Regions from separate parts of the Homo sapiens genome. Here region 2 is linked to region 1. A link is a loop called in an ENCODE intact Hi-C map of the cell type or tissue named here. Cell type or tissue: prostate gland. All regions are shown on one strand. Each heading gives the region's core, and the rest is flanking DNA. Links, peaks and the distances in the headings are about the cores only.

What was found. A loop is a pair of places that touch in the nucleus more often than their neighbours do. Peaks named below come from ENCODE experiments on the same cell type or tissue, not always from the same donor. Only the 100,000 strongest peaks of a DNase experiment are listed, where the experiment ranks them.
Region 2: a loop joins it to region 1, with 2.9 times the contacts of the local background. A loop is called at or near these places in 28 of 110 quality-filtered maps.

The regions. Positions count from the first base shown.
Region 1 is chr18:57,640,444-57,648,777 of GRCh38, forward strand. ATP8B1 (ATPase phospholipid transporting 8B1) reads right to left here. Exons shown (of 28, transcript NM_001374385.1): 28 at 5,983-8,269. The coding sequence ends at 8,045. ATP8B1-AS1 (ATP8B1 antisense RNA 1) reads left to right here. Exons shown (of 3, transcript NR_164148.1): 2 at 1,116-1,609. Among named protein-coding and RNA genes, the nearest start is that of ATP8B1-AS1, 14 kb to the left of the region's middle. RefSeq lists enhancers at 3,053-3,564, 3,565-4,075. In prostate gland, for the core only: a CTCF peak has its summit at 4,249; no DNase peak of the experiment used is centred there.
Region 2 is chr18:57,870,489-57,878,822 of GRCh38, forward strand. No RefSeq gene overlaps it. Among named protein-coding and RNA genes, the nearest start is that of ATP8B1, 71 kb to the left of the region's middle. In prostate gland, for the core only: no CTCF peak of the experiment used is centred there; no DNase peak of the experiment used is centred there.

The sequences.
Region 1 (8,334 bases), core at 135-8,134:
GCTTCTGCCAGAACTGTGAGAAAAAATTTCTGTTGCTTATATAAACCACGCAGTTTGTGGTATTTTGTCATAGCAGCCTGAACTAAGACTCGCACACTTTTTCTCCATTTTGCCATCTTTGCTTATACCTTTTTTCTTTTTCTTTTTTTTTTTTTTGCCATAATGGAGGTTTTAAAAATATTTATGCATTTGAAATTACTAGCCTTTCCTTTGAGGCTTTAGATTTTTAGTCTTAATTAGAAAGTCTTTCCCCACTCCAGTATTTGAATTTCCTCGTGATTTTCTTCAAATACTTTGATGAGTTTTTTTTTCTTTTACATTGAAATCTCTTCATTATTTGGAGCCTATTCTACTACAGTGCATGATATCTAATTTGTTTCCCTGTTGTCTCAACACCAGTCCATCTTTCCCCCCACCCACCTTTGATGCCACTTTATATAGTAAATGTTCACGTGTTTGAGGCTATTTCTGGATTTTTCTGTTCTGTTCCATGGAATGTCTGTGTAATCATGCATCAGAACCACACTACTGAAACTGTTTTTCAAATTATAATATGGCGTAATATCTGGTAGGAGTGGTCTCACCTCATTGCTTAGTTTTCTGACATTAATTTTTCCATATGAACTTTAGAATCAGCCCATTACAGGAAACTGTTTGCATTTTTATGAGGATTATATGCCATTTTTAAGTTATTGTAGGAAGAATCAACCCTTTCTAGTGTGATTTTTTTTTCTTTTTTTCTTTGAGACAGAGTCTCACTTTGTCACCCAGGCTGGAGTGCAGTGATGCAATCTCAGTTTACCACAACCTCTGCCTCCTGGATTCAAATGATTCTCCTGCCTCAGCCTCCCGAGTAGCTGGGATGACAGGTGCATGCCACCACGCATGGCTAATTTTTGTATTTTTAGTAGAGATGGGGTTTCACCATGTTGGCCAGTCTAGTCTCCAACTCCTGACCTCCGGTGATCCGCCTGCCTCAGCCTCCCATAGTGCTGGGATTACAGGATTACACGGTGGTGCCCGGCCTCAGTTTTGACGACTTTCCCTGATGACTAATGATGTTGAGCATCTGTTCATATGCTTATTGACCATTTATATCTTTTTTTTTTTTTTAGATGGAGTTTCTCTCTTATTTTCCAGGCTGCAGTACAGTGGCGTGATCTCGGCTCACTGCAACCTCCACCTCCCAGGTTCAAGCGATTCTCCTGTCTTAGCCTCACGAGTAGCCGGGATTACAGGCACATGCCCCCATTCCCAGCTAATTTTTGTATTTTTAGTAGTGACGGGGTTTCATCATATTGGTCAGGCTGGTCTCAAACTCCTGACCTCAGGTGATCCGCCTCGGCCTCCCAAAGTGTTGGGATTACAGGCGTGAGCCACCCACTGTATCTCTTGTTCGGAGGAATATCTAATCAAGAAAATCATTTTTACTGTTTTTATTTTTTGGTTTGTTCGTTTTTTTCCTGTGAGATGGAGTTTCACTCTTGTTGCCCATCCTGGTGTACAATGGCGCGATCTCGGCTCACTTCAACCTCCGCCTCCCAGTGCGTCCGGAATTGGTGGGTTCTTGGTCTCACTGACTTCAAGAATGAAGCTGCGCACCCTCACGGTGAGTGTTACAGTTCTTAAAGGCGGCGTGTCCGGAGTTTGTTCCTTCTGATGTTCAGATGCGTTCGGAGTTTCTTCCTTCTGGTGGGTTCATGGTCTCGCTGGCTTCAGGAGTGAAGCTGCAGACCTTCGTGGTGAGTGTTACAGCTGTTAAGGTGGCGCGTCTGGAGTTGTTCGTTCCTTCCGGTGGGTTCGTGGTCTCGCTAGCTTCAGGAGTGAAGCTTCAGACCTTCACGGTGAGTGTTACAGCCGTTAAGGTGGCGCGTGTGGAGTTGTTCGTTCCTTCCGGTGGGTTCGTGGTCTCGCTAGCTTCAGGAGTGAAGCTTCAGACCTTCACGGTGAGTGTTACAGCCGTTAAGGTGGCGCGTGTGGAGTTGTTCGTTCCTTCCGGTGGGTTCGTGGTCTCGCTAGCTTCAGGAGTGAAGCTTCAGACCTTCACGGTGAGTGTTACAGCCGTTAAGGTGGCGCGTGTGGAGTTGTTCGTTCCTTCCGGTGGGTTCGTGGTCTCGCTAGCTTCAGGAGTGAAGCTTCAGACCTTCACGGTGAGTGTTACAGCCGTTAAGGTGGCGCGTCTGCAGTTGTTCGTTCCTTCCGGTGGGTTCGTGGTCTCGCTAGCTTCAGGAGTGAAGCTTCAGACCTTCACGGTGAGTGTTACAGCCGTGAAGGTGGCGCGTGTGGAGTTGTTCGTTCCTTCTGGTGGGTTCGTGGTCTCGCTAGCTTCAGGAGTGAAGCTTCAGACCTTCACGGTGAGTGTTACAGCCGTTAACGTGGCGCGTCTGGAGTTGTTCGTTCCTTCTGGTGGGTTTGTGGTCTCGCTAGCTTCAGGAGTGAAGCTTCAGACCTTCACGGTGAGTGTTACAGCTCATAGAGGCAGTGTGGACCCAAAGAGTGAGCAGTGACAAGATTTATTGCAAAGATGAAAGAACAAAGCTCCCACAGTGTGGAAGGGGACCCCAGTGGATTGCCTCCGCTGGCTCGGGCAGCCTGCTTTTATTCTCTTATCTGGCCCCACCCACATCCTGCTGATTGGTCCATTTTACAGAGAGCTGATTGGTCCATTTTACAGAGAGCTGATTGGTCTGTTTTGACAGGGTGCTGATTGGTGCGTTTACAATCCCTGAGCTAGACACAAAAGTTCTCCACATCCCCACTAGATTAGCTAGATACAGAGCGTCTACACAAAGGTTCTCCAAGTCCCCACCAGAGTAGCTAGATATAGAGTGTCGATTGGTGCATTCACAAACCCTGAGCTAGACACAGGGTGCTGATTGGTGTGTTTACAAACCTTAAGCTAGATACAGGGTGCCGATTGGTGTATTTACAATCCGTTAGCTAGACATAAAGGTTCTCCAAGTCCCCACCAGAGTAGCCAGATAGAGTGTGGATTGGTGCATTCACAAACCCTGAGCTAGACACAGGGTGCTGATTGGTGTGTTTACAAACCTTGAGCTAGATACAGAGCGCTGATTGGTGTATTTACAATCCCTTAGCTAGACATAAAGGTTCTCCAAGTCCCCACTAGACTCAGGAGCCCAGCTGGCTTCACCCAGTGGATCCTGCACCAGGGCCGCAGGTGGAGCTGCCTGCCAGTCCCGCACCCTGCACCTGCACTCCTCAGCCCTTGGGTGGTCGATGGGACTGGGCGCTGTGGAGCAGGGGGTGGTGCTGGTCAGGGAGGCTTGGGCCTCGCAGGAGCCCACCGTGTGGGGGAGGCTCAGGCATGGCAGGCTGCAGGTCCCGAGCCCTGCCCCGCGGGGAGGCAGCTAAGGCCCAGGGAGAAGTCAAGCATAGCAGCTGCTGGCCCAGGTGCTAAGCCCCTCACTGCCCGGGCTGGCGGGGCCCACTGGCTGCTGGAGCGTGGGGCCCGCGGACACCCACGCCTACCCAGAACTCACGCTGGCCCGCAAGCACCGCGTGCAGCCCGGGTTCCCGACCACGCCTCTCCCTCCACACCTTCCCGCAAGCTGAGGGAGCCGGCTCCGGCCTTGGCCAGCCCAGAAAGGGGCTCCCACAGTGCAGCGGTGGGCTGAAGGGCTCCTCAAGCACCGCCAGAGTAGGCGCCAAGGCCGAGGAGGCGCCGAGAGCGATCGAGGGCTGTGAGGGCTGCCAGCACGCTGTCACCTCTCACCGGGTTCAAGCGATTCTCCTGCCTCAGCCTCCCCAGTAGCTGGAATTACAGACGTGCGCCACCACACTCCGCTAATTTTTATTTTTAGTAGAGACGGATTTCTCCATGTTGGTCAGGCTGGTCTTGAACTCCCGGCCTCAGGTGATCTGCCCGCCTGGGCCTCCCAAAGTGCTGGGATTACAGGTATGAGCCACTGCACCCAGCCTTTACTGTATTTTTTAGCAGAAAGAAAATGATTGCATTACAGTGGTTATTTTTAAGGGCCCCAACCTCCACTTTGTCCTGAGATCTACGTTGTGTTGTTTTCAGTGTTTTAACAGGCCTTTTTATTTTTATAAATGCCCCAGAAGTTGTAGCGCAGCCCTAACTTTCTAGCAGGACTTTTAGAAGCTGACAATTTTCCTAAGTTTCATTCACATCACATGAAGGCAGCAATTGTTAAAATATATTTAGATTCCATTAGGGTACATTTTGCTATCACATTGAAGTCTCTCAAGAATCATTTTATTCCCATCAGATGTTGTTACTGAGCAGTTTCTAGTGCTGAACATGACTAAGAACCTTTAGGTGGTGCTCTTTGATTAAAAACATTTATCCCTCAAACAACTTAAATACAGTAGTATATTGCAGGAAAAAGTGACCTTTATTTTTTTAGGGATGATCTCCCAGGTCTGCTCAATTTTTCTGCCATTTCTATTGCAGAGGCTAATAATTTGCCCATCTCCTCCCAGCCCAAGCACCCCAAGACTGATACTTTTCTATCACCTGCTGCTAATTTTGCCTCCCAAAGAGTCTCCCATCTCGACGCAGAGAGAACCTTCTTAGTGGGGTCACAGCTTCCCTTGCGTCCAAGAGCTGTCTGTCCCACAGCCTGGTCAGACTCCCACAGCCTCGTCAGACTCCCACAGCCTCAAACCCCAGGTTTGCCACTCACTTCCTCACTCACTCCTCTTTGCTCATTTTTCTGCCAACGATTCGTCATGTATTTCTAGGACTATCTGCTCACTTCTCACCCCTTACTTTTTTTGTTTTGTTTTTTGAGACGGAGTCTCGCTGTCACCCAGGCTGGAGTGCAGTGTCACAATCTCAGCCCGCTGCAACCTCCACCTCCCAGGTTCAAGTGATTCTCCTGCCTCAGCTTCCCAAGTAGCTAGGATTACAGGTGTGCACCACCATGCCTGGCTGCTTTTTTTTATTCTTAGTAGAGATGGGGTTTCACCATGTTGGCCATGCTGGTCTCGAACTCCTAACCTCAGGTGACCCACCACCTTGGCCTCCCAAAGTGCTGGGATTACAGGTACAAGCCACCGTGCCCAGCCCCAGTCCTTACTTTTGGTTGAGGGTTACCTTTCCTTTCATTCTGGCTAAAGAGTTGAGGTCAGTTGGAAAAACCCAGACTCAATCTTCCTTTTTTTTTTTTTTTTTTTTGGAGAGAGTCTCACTCCATTGCCCAGGCTGGAGAACAGTAGCACAATCATGGCTCACTGCAACCTCTGCTTCCTGGGTTCCAGCAATTCTCCTGCCTCAGCTGCCAGAGTAGCTGGGATTACAGGTGTGCACCACCTCACCCGGCTAATTTTTGTATTTTTAGTAGAGACGGGGTTTCGCCATGTTGGCCAGACTGGTCTCAAACTCCTGGCCTCAAGTGACCCGCCCACCTCAGCCTCCTAAAGTGCTGGGATTATAGGCATGAGCCACCATGCCTGGCTGATCTCCCTAACTCTAAATCTTTACCCCTCTGTCTCTAAAGTCTGGCCACCTTTTTAATTCTTTTAGAGACAGAGTCTTGCTCTCACCCAGGCTTCAGTACAGTGGCATAATCGTAGCTCACTGCAGCCTCAAACTCCTGGGCTCAAGTGATCCTCCCACCTAAGCCTCCCAAGCAGCAGGGACTACAGGCACATGCCACTACACTGAGATGTTTTTTTTTGAAAAGACAGAGTCTTGCTATGTTGCCCAGGCTGGTCTCAAACTCCTGGCCTCAAGTGATTCTCCTGCCTCAGCCTTCCAAAGTACTGGGATTACAGGCGTGAGCCACAGTGCCCGGTCCTGATCACCTTTTCTCCATCACCTTTTCCCTAACACTTAGTTTCCCTTTCTCCATCACTTCTTCCCTAACACTTAGTTTCCCTGTCCCCGACTTTCTCACTACTAAAGGACCCCTACATTCCTCTAGAAACCTTGTGGGACTAGATTCTTCTGTCACATACCCTATTCTTAAAAATAACAACAACAACAAAAGCCAATTTAAATACTTTAGAAGATCATACTTTTCAAAGATTTTACTAAATCATTTTTTTAAACAAAATATACATTAAATCTCAGATTTACAGAATATAGAAATAATTTATCCAAAGAAATTTGCATTTAAAATTGTTAATATTGCACCCAACAGTATGTCTTTGACACATTTGCATTGTCAATCTTTCCCACAATTTGCAAAAACAGGAGAGAAATCTGAAACTAACAGAATTACACAAGCTAAGTTTTCTGTAAAAAAAGAAAAAACTTACAATTTTTTATTTACAAGTTAAGGAAAAGTTGTAAACGTTCAGGATTTTACTTCCACAGAATAAAAAGCCATACATTCTTTTATCATACCTAGAAAATGAACATATACACATTGTGATTACCTCATAGGAATTCAACAGGACTGATATTGTGAACATTCACAGCCCAATGGTAAAAAACAGAATTCTCGAACTATGGAAACTAGTGTGTGAAAGACACAGAATGAGAAAAATGTCTGGAAAAAAATTACTTTCTCCTCTTTGAGGAGTTTCCATAATTACCTAAAGTTATCTTCAAATTTAAAAGGACACACCATTCCCCAGTCTTAGGAATGTGGCTGCCAATAACCTTTTCTCTCGACATAAGACAAGTGAAAAAGAGTGAGGTCTTTGTTCAAGTCCCTGATAAAATACTTTGCATATAGGCAGGCACAAAAGTTTGCTTTCCAAAAGAAAGCTTTGCAAAATATTCTGCAATTTATTACTGATATCCTCAGTTTTTAAAAACCCCCTTTTTAAGCCCATAAATATTTATATGCTTTAAAAAATGAGAGTAGGGAATCAAATCATTTGGTACTATGGGAAGCTGCTAAAATAATATTTGATAGTAAAAGTATGTAATGTGCTATCTCACCTAGTAGTAAACTAAAAATAAACTGAAACTTTATGGAATCTGAAGTTATTTTCCTTGATTAAATAGAATTAATAAACCAATATGAGGAAACATGAAACCATGCAATCTACTATCAACTTTGAAAAAGTGATTGAACGAACCACTTAGCTTTCAGATGATGAACACTGATAAGTCATTTGTCATTACTATAAATTTTAAAATCTGTTAATAAGATGGCCTATAGGGAGGAAAAAGGGGCCTCTGGGAAATTATGCTGAAGATCACCGAAAGGAAAATGTAACTGTAATTTTATAATACAATACCATTTGAACTGAAATACAACATGCTTTGTAATTCTATTGCCCTGGATTGAGACTGGATTAAAACGTTCCCTTTCAACCATAATGTACATAACCAGTTGAATAATAGGACTTTTATTATTATTAAAAAATTTTTTTTGAGCTGGTGTCTCACTCTGTTGCTCAGGTTGGAGTGCAGTGCCACGATCTCGGCTCACTGGAACCTCCACCTCCCAGGTTCAAGCGATTTCCAGCTAATTTTTGTATTTTTAGTAGAGATGGGGTTTCACCATGTTGGCCGGGCTGGTCTCCTGACCTCAAGTGATCCACCTGCCTTGGCCTCCCAAAGTGCTAGGATGACAGGCATGAGCCACCATGCCCGGCCTATTTTTAAATTTTTCTTAAGACAGAGTCTTGCTCTGTCACCCAGGCTGGAGTGCAGTGGCGCAATCTCGGCTCACTGTAACCTCCATCTCCCAGGTTCAAGCGATTCTTCTGCTTCAGCTTCTCAAATAGGTGGGATTACGGGTGCCCACCACCAAGCCCGGCTAATTTTTAATTTATGGTAGAGACAGGGTTTCACCATGTTGGCTGGGCTGGTCTCGAACTCCTGGCCTCAGGTGATCTCCCCTCCTCAGCCTCCTAAAGTGCTGGGATTACAGACCTGAGCCACCACGCCCGGCCGAATAATAGGACTTTTAAAAGTCCTATTTCTTGGCTCTGCTATTGTTTAATAGTCCAACCCAAGGAGTTTGTTATAAAGATTATTTATTGTCTTCAATATCTTTGTGATGAATGCAATTCACACACACACACAAAGTCCTGAGAGTCTTTCATAAAAAAATAGACGTGCTTTGTGGCCGCATCCCAGCCTGGGGGTAAGGGATCAGCTGTCCCCGGTGCGCCTGTACTCCGCGGTGCCATCCGCCACGATGGCATCAAGCGGCGAGCGCTTCTTGCGGATGCTGCGCCCGGAGGAGATGAGGTCCGCGTAGCCCCGCTGGTGCGAGAAGGCGTAGGCCGAGCGCCGCGTTGACACGCCCCGGCGGAACACCTGCTGCCGTCGCTGCCACTGCTCCTCCGCCTTCAACCGCTTGCGATGCTTCTGGATCTGCAAGGGGGAGAGATGGGGAGGGATGAAAATAAGATCCACACCAGGGAGGAGGCCTGGCCAGA
Region 2 (8,334 bases), core at 48-8,047, 230 kb after region 1:
AATACAACTCCATAAAGGAAGGAAGTTCTTCCTTCCTTTCTTTCAATTTCTTTCCTTTGAAAAGAAATCAAAATATAAAAGTGGTTGATTTGAATGACAGGGATGTAGGCAATTAATTTTTATCTTCAAGGGCTTTTTTCCCAAGTTTATTTGCTAACCATTGCTCAGATAATAAAAATTATATAACAAGCAGTTAATAAAATGTTTCATTGGCTCAGTATTGCCATGTAGAAAAATTCCAACTTTAATAAAATATACCTTAATTTATTATTTAATTAAGGGTGTGGTATGAGCCCTTCCAGTGACCAGCTTCCGCTGAAACTCACATCCTACCCTCTCAACCTTGCTGATCTGCTCTCTGTGCTTTCTTGCTCCTCTCGTTTCTTTTGTTTTGTTTTGTGTGTTTTGTTGTTGTTGTTGTTGTTGTTTTGCTTGTTTTTTTTTTTTTTTTTTTGAGACAGAGTCTCGCTCTGTTGCCCAGGCTGGAGTGCAGTGGTGCCATCTCAGCTCACTGCAACCTCCGCCTCCCGGGTTAAGCAACTCTTGTGCCTCAGCCTCCCGAGTAGCTGAGACTATAGGCACCTGCCATGACACCCAGCTAATTTAAAAAATATCTTTAGTAAAGACAAGATTTTGCCATGTTGGCCAGGCTGGTCTCGAACTCCTGGCCTCAAGTGATCCACCTGCCTCGGCCTCTCAAAGTGCTGGGATTACAGGTGTGAGCCCCCATGCCTGGCCAGGAACATTGTTAAAAGCCCAGCTTACAGAGCCCAGGATCACAGAGCCAGCCTAAGATTGAAGCTAGACCAGGGCAACAGAGAACCCCTTCCTAACCCCCACCATGAGCCTAACAGCATGTACCAAGCAATAATAGTCTACAACTAGGGGAAGGACAAAGGCAAGCAGAAAGGTCCTCTCTGTGGCTCAGTTGGCAGAGATAGCTACAAGATGAAGGTGGGGCAAGAATATCCCCTCACCTCCCACCTGAATCACAACACAAGCGAGGAGAATTTGAAGCTGGTTTGTGCACTGAAGGAAACCATAGCAACAACAAACCCAAACCTACTCAACTCCTGACTAGACTGATTCAACCCTCCACATTAATGACCTGTCATAAAAGGTGTGCCCATTTCAGACATAAATACCACTTACTTCAGTGTCTACTGTCCTACAAATGATGCCAGGTATTCAATACAAAGTTATGACATATCAAGGAAACATTAAAAACAAAAAGCAACAAACAAAATCCCAAGAGATAAAGCAATCAATAGCAAGAGATTGATCTATGAGCAACATTTTGAAACTATCAAGCAAGGAATTAAAAATAATTAGGATTAATGGATTAAAATATCTGATAATTAAAAATGAACAACAAACATGAACCGATGGGTAATTTCAGCAAAGAGATGGAAATTATAAGAAAGTCAAGAAGGAACATCTTCAAAACAGCAAACAAGGAACTCCAAAAATTCACTACTCCATTAAAGCAATGAGAACATTGTCAAAATAAACTTTTACAACTGTGAAAATTAACTAAAGGCTTGCAACATGCTGAGAACTGAAAATATTGAGAAGCACTTATTTAAGAAAAATGGCTGAGGCTGGGTGCGATGGCTCACGCCTGTAATCCCAGCAGTTTGGGAGGCCAAGGTAGGTGGTTTACTTGAGGCCAGGAGTTTAAGACCAGCTTGGCCAACATGGTGAAACTCAGTCTCTACTAAAAATACAAAAAAGAAAGAGAAGGAAGGAAGGAAAGAAGGAAGGAAGGAAGGGAGGGAAGAGAGAGAGAAAGAAAGAAAGAGAGAAAGAGAGAGAGAAAGAAAGAAAAGAAAAGAAAGGAAAAGAAAAGAAAAGAAAAAAGAAAAGAAAAGAATAGTCGGGCATGGTGGTGCACTCCTATAATCCCAGCTACTTGGGTGGCTGAGGCAGGAGAATAGCTTGAACCTGGGAGGTGCAGGTTGCAGGGACTCGAGATCACATCACTGCACTCAGTGCAATGAGATGTCTGTTTTGGTACCAGTCTGTGCACTACACAAGGCAATGAGATGACATTCAAAATGTTAAAAGAAAGATTGTCAACCAAGAATTCTATATCAGCAAACCTTCAAAAAACAAAGGAGTAATTAAGACATTTACAGATGAACAAAAACTGAGAGAAGTCATCTTTAGCAGACTTGCCCTACAAGAAATTCTGAAAGGAATCCTTCAGCATAAAATGAGAGAACCCTACATGTTAAATCCACATGAAGAAATAAAAAGTATGGTAAAGGTAACTACATAGGTAAATGTAAAAGACAGCAGAAAAGTGTTTTTATTTGTAACCCCTTTCTTTTCCTCTCTTATTTAAAAGACAACTGCATACAGTAATAATTATAAAACTATGTTGATTTGTAATGATTATGAACCAACTATAAACCAACTATGTTGGTTTATAATGTATAGTTAGTATGACAAAAATCGCACAAAAGTGGTATGAGAGAATGAAGTTATATTGCAGCAAAATGTTTGTATACTGTTGAAATTAAGTTGGTATTAATCCAAACTATATTATTTTAAATTAATATATTAATTGTATTCCACAGGGAAACCACCAAAACAATAACTAAAAACATATAGTAAAAGAAACAAAGGGATTAAAATTGTATACTAGATAATAGCCATTAAACAAAAGAAAGCAGTAATGTAGGAATAGGAAATAAAAAATATATAAGACATAGAAAAAGAATAGCAAAATGGCACACAAATTTAAGAATGAAAGACTAAACGTTTTCCCCTTAAGACTAGGAATAACACCAGGATGTCCACTCTCAACACTTCTATTTAACATTGTACTGAAGTTTCTAGTCAGGGCATTTGGTCAAGAAAAATAAATAAAGGAACCTAGATTACAAAGGAAATAAAATGATCTCTATTTACAGATAATAAGATTTTGTATATAGAAAATCCTAAGAAACCTAAAAAAGAACTTATTAGAACTAATAAACAGTTAAGCAGGGTTACAAGATACAGGGTCAATACACAAAAAGAAAATATATTGCTATACATTAATAATAAATAACTCAAAAAAATAAAACTAAGGAAACAATTTAATTTACAATAGCATCAAAAAAGAATAATATACTTAGTGATAAATTTAACAAAAGAAGTGCATAACTTGGACATTGAAAACTGTAACACGTCATAGAAAGAAATTAAAGAAGGCCTAAATAAATGGAAAGAAACCCATATTTGTGGATTGAAAGACTCAATATTGTTAAGACGGCAATCCTCCCTAAATTGATCTACAGATTCAATGCAATGCCTTTCAAAATTCCAGTTGGCTGTTTTTTTCTTTTCCTTGCAGAAAATGACAAGCTGAGTCTAAGATTCATATGAAAATGTGATATGGTTAGGCTTTGTGTCCCCACCCAAATCTTATCTTGAATTGTAATCCCCATAATCCCCACGTGTCAAGGGAGAGACCAGGTGGCAGTAACTGAATCATGGGAGTGGCTTCTCCCCTGCTATTCTTGTGATAGTGAATGAGTTCTCACAAGATTTGATGGTTTTATAATGAGCTCTTCCCCCTTCACTCAGCACTTCTCCTTGCTGCTGCTTTGTGAAGATGTCTTGCTTCCCCTTTGCCTCATGCCATTATTATGAGTTTCTTGAGGCCTCCCCAGCCATGCAGAACTGTGAGTCAATGAAAACTCCTTCCTTTGTATGGGTTCATGTCCTTTGTAGGGAAATGGATGAAGCTGGAAACCATCATTCTCAGCAAACTATAGCAAGGACAAAAAACCAAACACCGCATGTTCTCACTCATAGGTGGGAATTGAACAATGAGAACTCTTGGACACAGGAAGGGGAACATCACACACCAGGGCCTGTCATGAGGTGGGGAGAGTGGGGAGGGATAGCATTAGGAGATATACCTAATGTAAATGACGAGTTAATGGGTGCAGCACACCAACATGGCACATGTATACATATGTAACAAACCTGCACGTTGTGCACATGTACCCTAGAACTTAAAGTATATAAAAAAAAACAAAAAACCTCTTTCCTTTGTAAATTACCCAGTCCCCAGTCTCAGGCAGTTCTTCGTAGCAGTGTGAAAATGGACTAATAAAAAATGCAAAGGATCCAGAATAGCCAAAGCAATCTTGAAAAAGAAACAAAGTTGGAAAACTCACACCTTCAGATTTCAAAGCTTACAAAGTTACAGTTATCAAGACAGTGTGGTACTAGCATAAGGATAGGCATATGGGTCAATGGAATAGAGTTGAGAATTCATAAGCAAATTCATATTTATTTATTTATTGAGATGGAGTTTCATTCTTGTCACCCAGGCTGGAGTGCAATGGTGTGATCTCAGCTCACTGCAACCTCTGCCTCCCAGGTTCAAGCTATTCTCCTGCCTCAGCCTCCCAGGTAGCTGGGATTACAGGGACCCACGACCAAGCCTGGCTAATTGTTGTATTTTTAGTAGAAACAGAGTTTCACCATGTTGGCCAGGCTGGTTTCAAACTCCTGACTTCAGGTGATCCACCTGCCTTGGCCTCCCAAAGTGCTGGGATTACAGGTGAGAGCCAGCATGCCTGGCCAAATTCATACATTTATGAATTTGATTTGTACCAAGACAATCCAGTGGGAAAAGAATAGGCTTTTAACAAATGGTGTTGGGACAACTGGCTATCCACATGCAAAAAGAATCAAGTTGGACTTCTTCCTTATGCCATTTTAAATAAACTCAAAATGAAGCATAGACCTAAATAAAAGAGCTGAAACTACAAAACCTTTTGAAGAAAACAGGTATGAATATTTGTAACCTTGAATTAGGTAATTGCTTCTTAGCTATGACACCTGAAGCATAAGCAACCATGGAAAAAGAAGGACTGCTAGTTTATTTTCTCATTGATTTGTGGGGGGGTCCATGTATCTAGGGAAACAATCCTTTTCTCAGTTTTAGGAATTGCAAATATCTTCGACCGTTCTGTTATCTCTCATTAATTTTGTCCATGATTATCCTTTTTTGATCTTAAATATTTATCTTTGCCTTGTGGCTTATGCTCTTAAAGTTTTGCTAAAAGTGTCTTTTTTCATCCTTAGGTGACAAATATATTTTTCTATATTTCCTTCTGTTAAGTTGGCGGTTTTATCTTTCATGTTCAAGCCAATAATCCATCTAAAATCCACCTTTTCATGTATTTTCATTTAGGGATCCAGATTCATTTTTCTCCATACAGTGAATTTGTTTCCCTCAAAGTGTATACCATATAATCATTTCCCCATTGTTGTATGGACCCCTCTTTATCATAAATTAAGTTTCAATATGTAAATAGGTCTATTCCTGAGTTCCTATACTGTTCCATAGATCTATGTTTGTTCTTACAACAATATTTTAAAAAAATTAATAAGGCTATTAGAAAAGTAGGACTAGAAGGACATTTTCTTTTTCTTTTTTTAATTTTATTTATTTATTTATTTATTTATTTTGAGATGGAGTCTCGCTCTGTCGCCCAGGCTGGAGTGAAGTGGAGTGATCTCGGCCTACTGCAACCTCCACCTCCCAGGGTCAAGCAATTATCTGCCTCAGCCTCCCGAGTAGCTGGACTTACAGGCATGCACCACCAAACCTGGCTAATTTTTTTGTACTATTAGTAGAGATGGGGTTTCACCATGTTTTCCAGGTTGGTCTCGAACTCCTGACTTCAGGTGATCCACCCGTCTCGGTCTTGCAAAGTGTTGGGATTACAGACGTGAGTCATTGTTCCCGGCCAGCTACACTTATTTCAAAACAAAAAAGGTAGCTTTTTTTAAGTCCATGAGCAGCAGAATCAATATCAAGTAGAATGGTGACAGCCTGCCCTTCAAGACATATTTATTTATTCTTGCTAGAAATGAGTATATAAGTTGCTATGGTGATGGTTGTCAACTGGACCACAGAGCTGGACTGGACCTTCAATGGGGTGAAAAGTAGGTAACCCCTGCTGCCTGTGAGAGGTAAGACATCCAGCATCTCATCAAACTGATGCTAAAGAAAGATTTTCTGCTCCCTGTAACATAAAAGGATTTTACTGCATGGGTATATCAGTAAGTGCATTTAGGTCAACAAACAGTTCTACTCAACAACCACACAATATGTAGAGCTTGCTCAAGCAAATTGTGTGATAACCATGTGCTTTTATAGACAATGTAAGTCATTGCTACATATTATTTGTAATGATTGTTGGCTTGTTTAGTGCGGTTCCAGGTCTTTTAATCCCTTCACATATGACCCCAAATTTGAGAAGTCTGTCAGATATCCAAGTGGTGATATCTGGTGGACAGTAGGATGTCAGTCTGGTGCTTGCCAGAGAGGAAACTATGAGTTTGACCGTGGTCAATTCTATATCTTCCTGGGACTGGAAGAGATCACTTAGAGGAGGAGTGTGGATATAGAGAAGGAGAAGGATGAAGACAAAAGTCCTCAAGAACATCAATATTTAGAGGTTGAGGAGCCAAAGAGGAATTAGTCAAGGAAAAAAGGCCAGTGTGGTGGGAGGAGAGTCACAGGGCCTGAAAGTGTTTTGAGAATGAAGGAGAACTCAAGTGTGTCTATCGCTGCTGGCAGATCTAGTTAGGTGAAGATGGAGAACTGTCTTTGACATGGGTCACCCTGTAGTATGATAATAACTCTAAGAAGTGCCATTTTGATTGAATGGTGGACACTGCAAAAGCTCAGTTGGAGAGGGTTCAAGAGCCCATGGGAGGTGGAAAGTGGGCAGGCAAAAGAGGGAGTGGCTGGAGTGAATCAAGAGAGAATACTTTTTAAAGACATATGAAATCAAATCATGTTTATTTGCCAATGGGAATAATTTGGTTGAGGGGACAATCAATATGGCATGAATGAAGGGGATATTTGCAAGGGCAGAGTTCTTGAGAGCAGAAGGAGATTGAAACTCAAAGCACAAGTGGAGGAGTGGCCTTCATCCCTACCAAGAGAGAAGGTGGATTTTGCAGGTACAAGCCCAGGTAAGGTGATAGATGCGATGGTAGGGATGGAATGGTTCTTTTTTGACTGTCCACCTTTCTATGATATATTGGGCAATGCTGTTGGCTGAGATGGGTGGTGGGGGGGGCAGGTGAGGGTGATAAACATGATTAGATTTCATATGTCTTTAAGGAAGTGTGGAATAAGCATCCCAGAAAGTAAGAGGGGAATGTTTTCAGGAATTGTAAGTGGAGTGACAGACATTCCTAGGTGTCATGTGAGAGTTGTGGTCATAATTTTGAAGTAAACCAAGTTGGATTGGTTTGTATGATTTTTTAAAAGTATTCATCTGTTTAGGTGTGGGTAGAGTCAAGAAACAGTAGAGCTAGATCAGGGTTTGGTGTTTCCTAGGTGTATCAATTAGGATGTTTTTCATTGTGAGTAACAGAAAACCTCTCTCAAGCCACCTTCAACAATAAGAAAATGAATTATTGAACTTAAAAGAAGGTTCAGACGTAGGTCAAGCTCCAGGGTTGTTGATTCAGTGGCCCCGTGAGTTCATCAAGGACTCAGGTTCTTTTTCCCTCTACTTGGCTGTCTATGGAATTGGCTGCTTCTCGTGGCTTGCACCCTGCTCTTGTGATGCAGTGGCTGGGGGCAGTCAGTCTACCTCTACCCGCTTCCTCATTCATGTGGAGCAAAAGAGAGGGAAACCCTCTCATGCTCTCACCAGCCAGGGAAGACAGGGCATTTCCTTCAGGCATTAACAGTTACCATGGGAATGCCATGTGCTGGTGGCTTCAGTCTGGTCCTCCTGAATCAGTCATTGGCAAGCACCAAGGGATTTCTAGGATGGATTTAGACCAGTGGTTCTCAAAGTGTGATTTTTGGACCGGCAGCATCCGCCTCACCTGGGAACTTGTTTGTTTAAAATTCAAATTCTTGGGCCTCACTCTAGATCTATTATATCAGAAATTCTGGGGGGTGGGGCCCTACAGTCAGTATTTTAACAAGCCCCCCAAGCAATTCTGATGCACGGCAAAGCTTGAGAACTAATGGCTTAGGATAAGACAGTGAATGCCATGAACAAAATGAGGGATCTTTGAGGAAGGAGGATATGGCAATAAACATCTACTAGTGGCTACTAGACCAGGTGGGCACCTGAGAGAAGGCTCACAGAGTTCAGGGTGCCTGCGATGCAGACATTCTAGGGAAGGGCTCCAAAACAAGGGTTAGAAGAAAAATGAAGACACAGAGGAACAATGGATCCGGTAAAAGTGGTGAAATTAGTAGACTGGTGATCACAATGAAGCTGGAGAATTGCAATGAGTTAGCAGGATAGAAGACGTGATGGCCACACAGATGAACTCACAGAACTC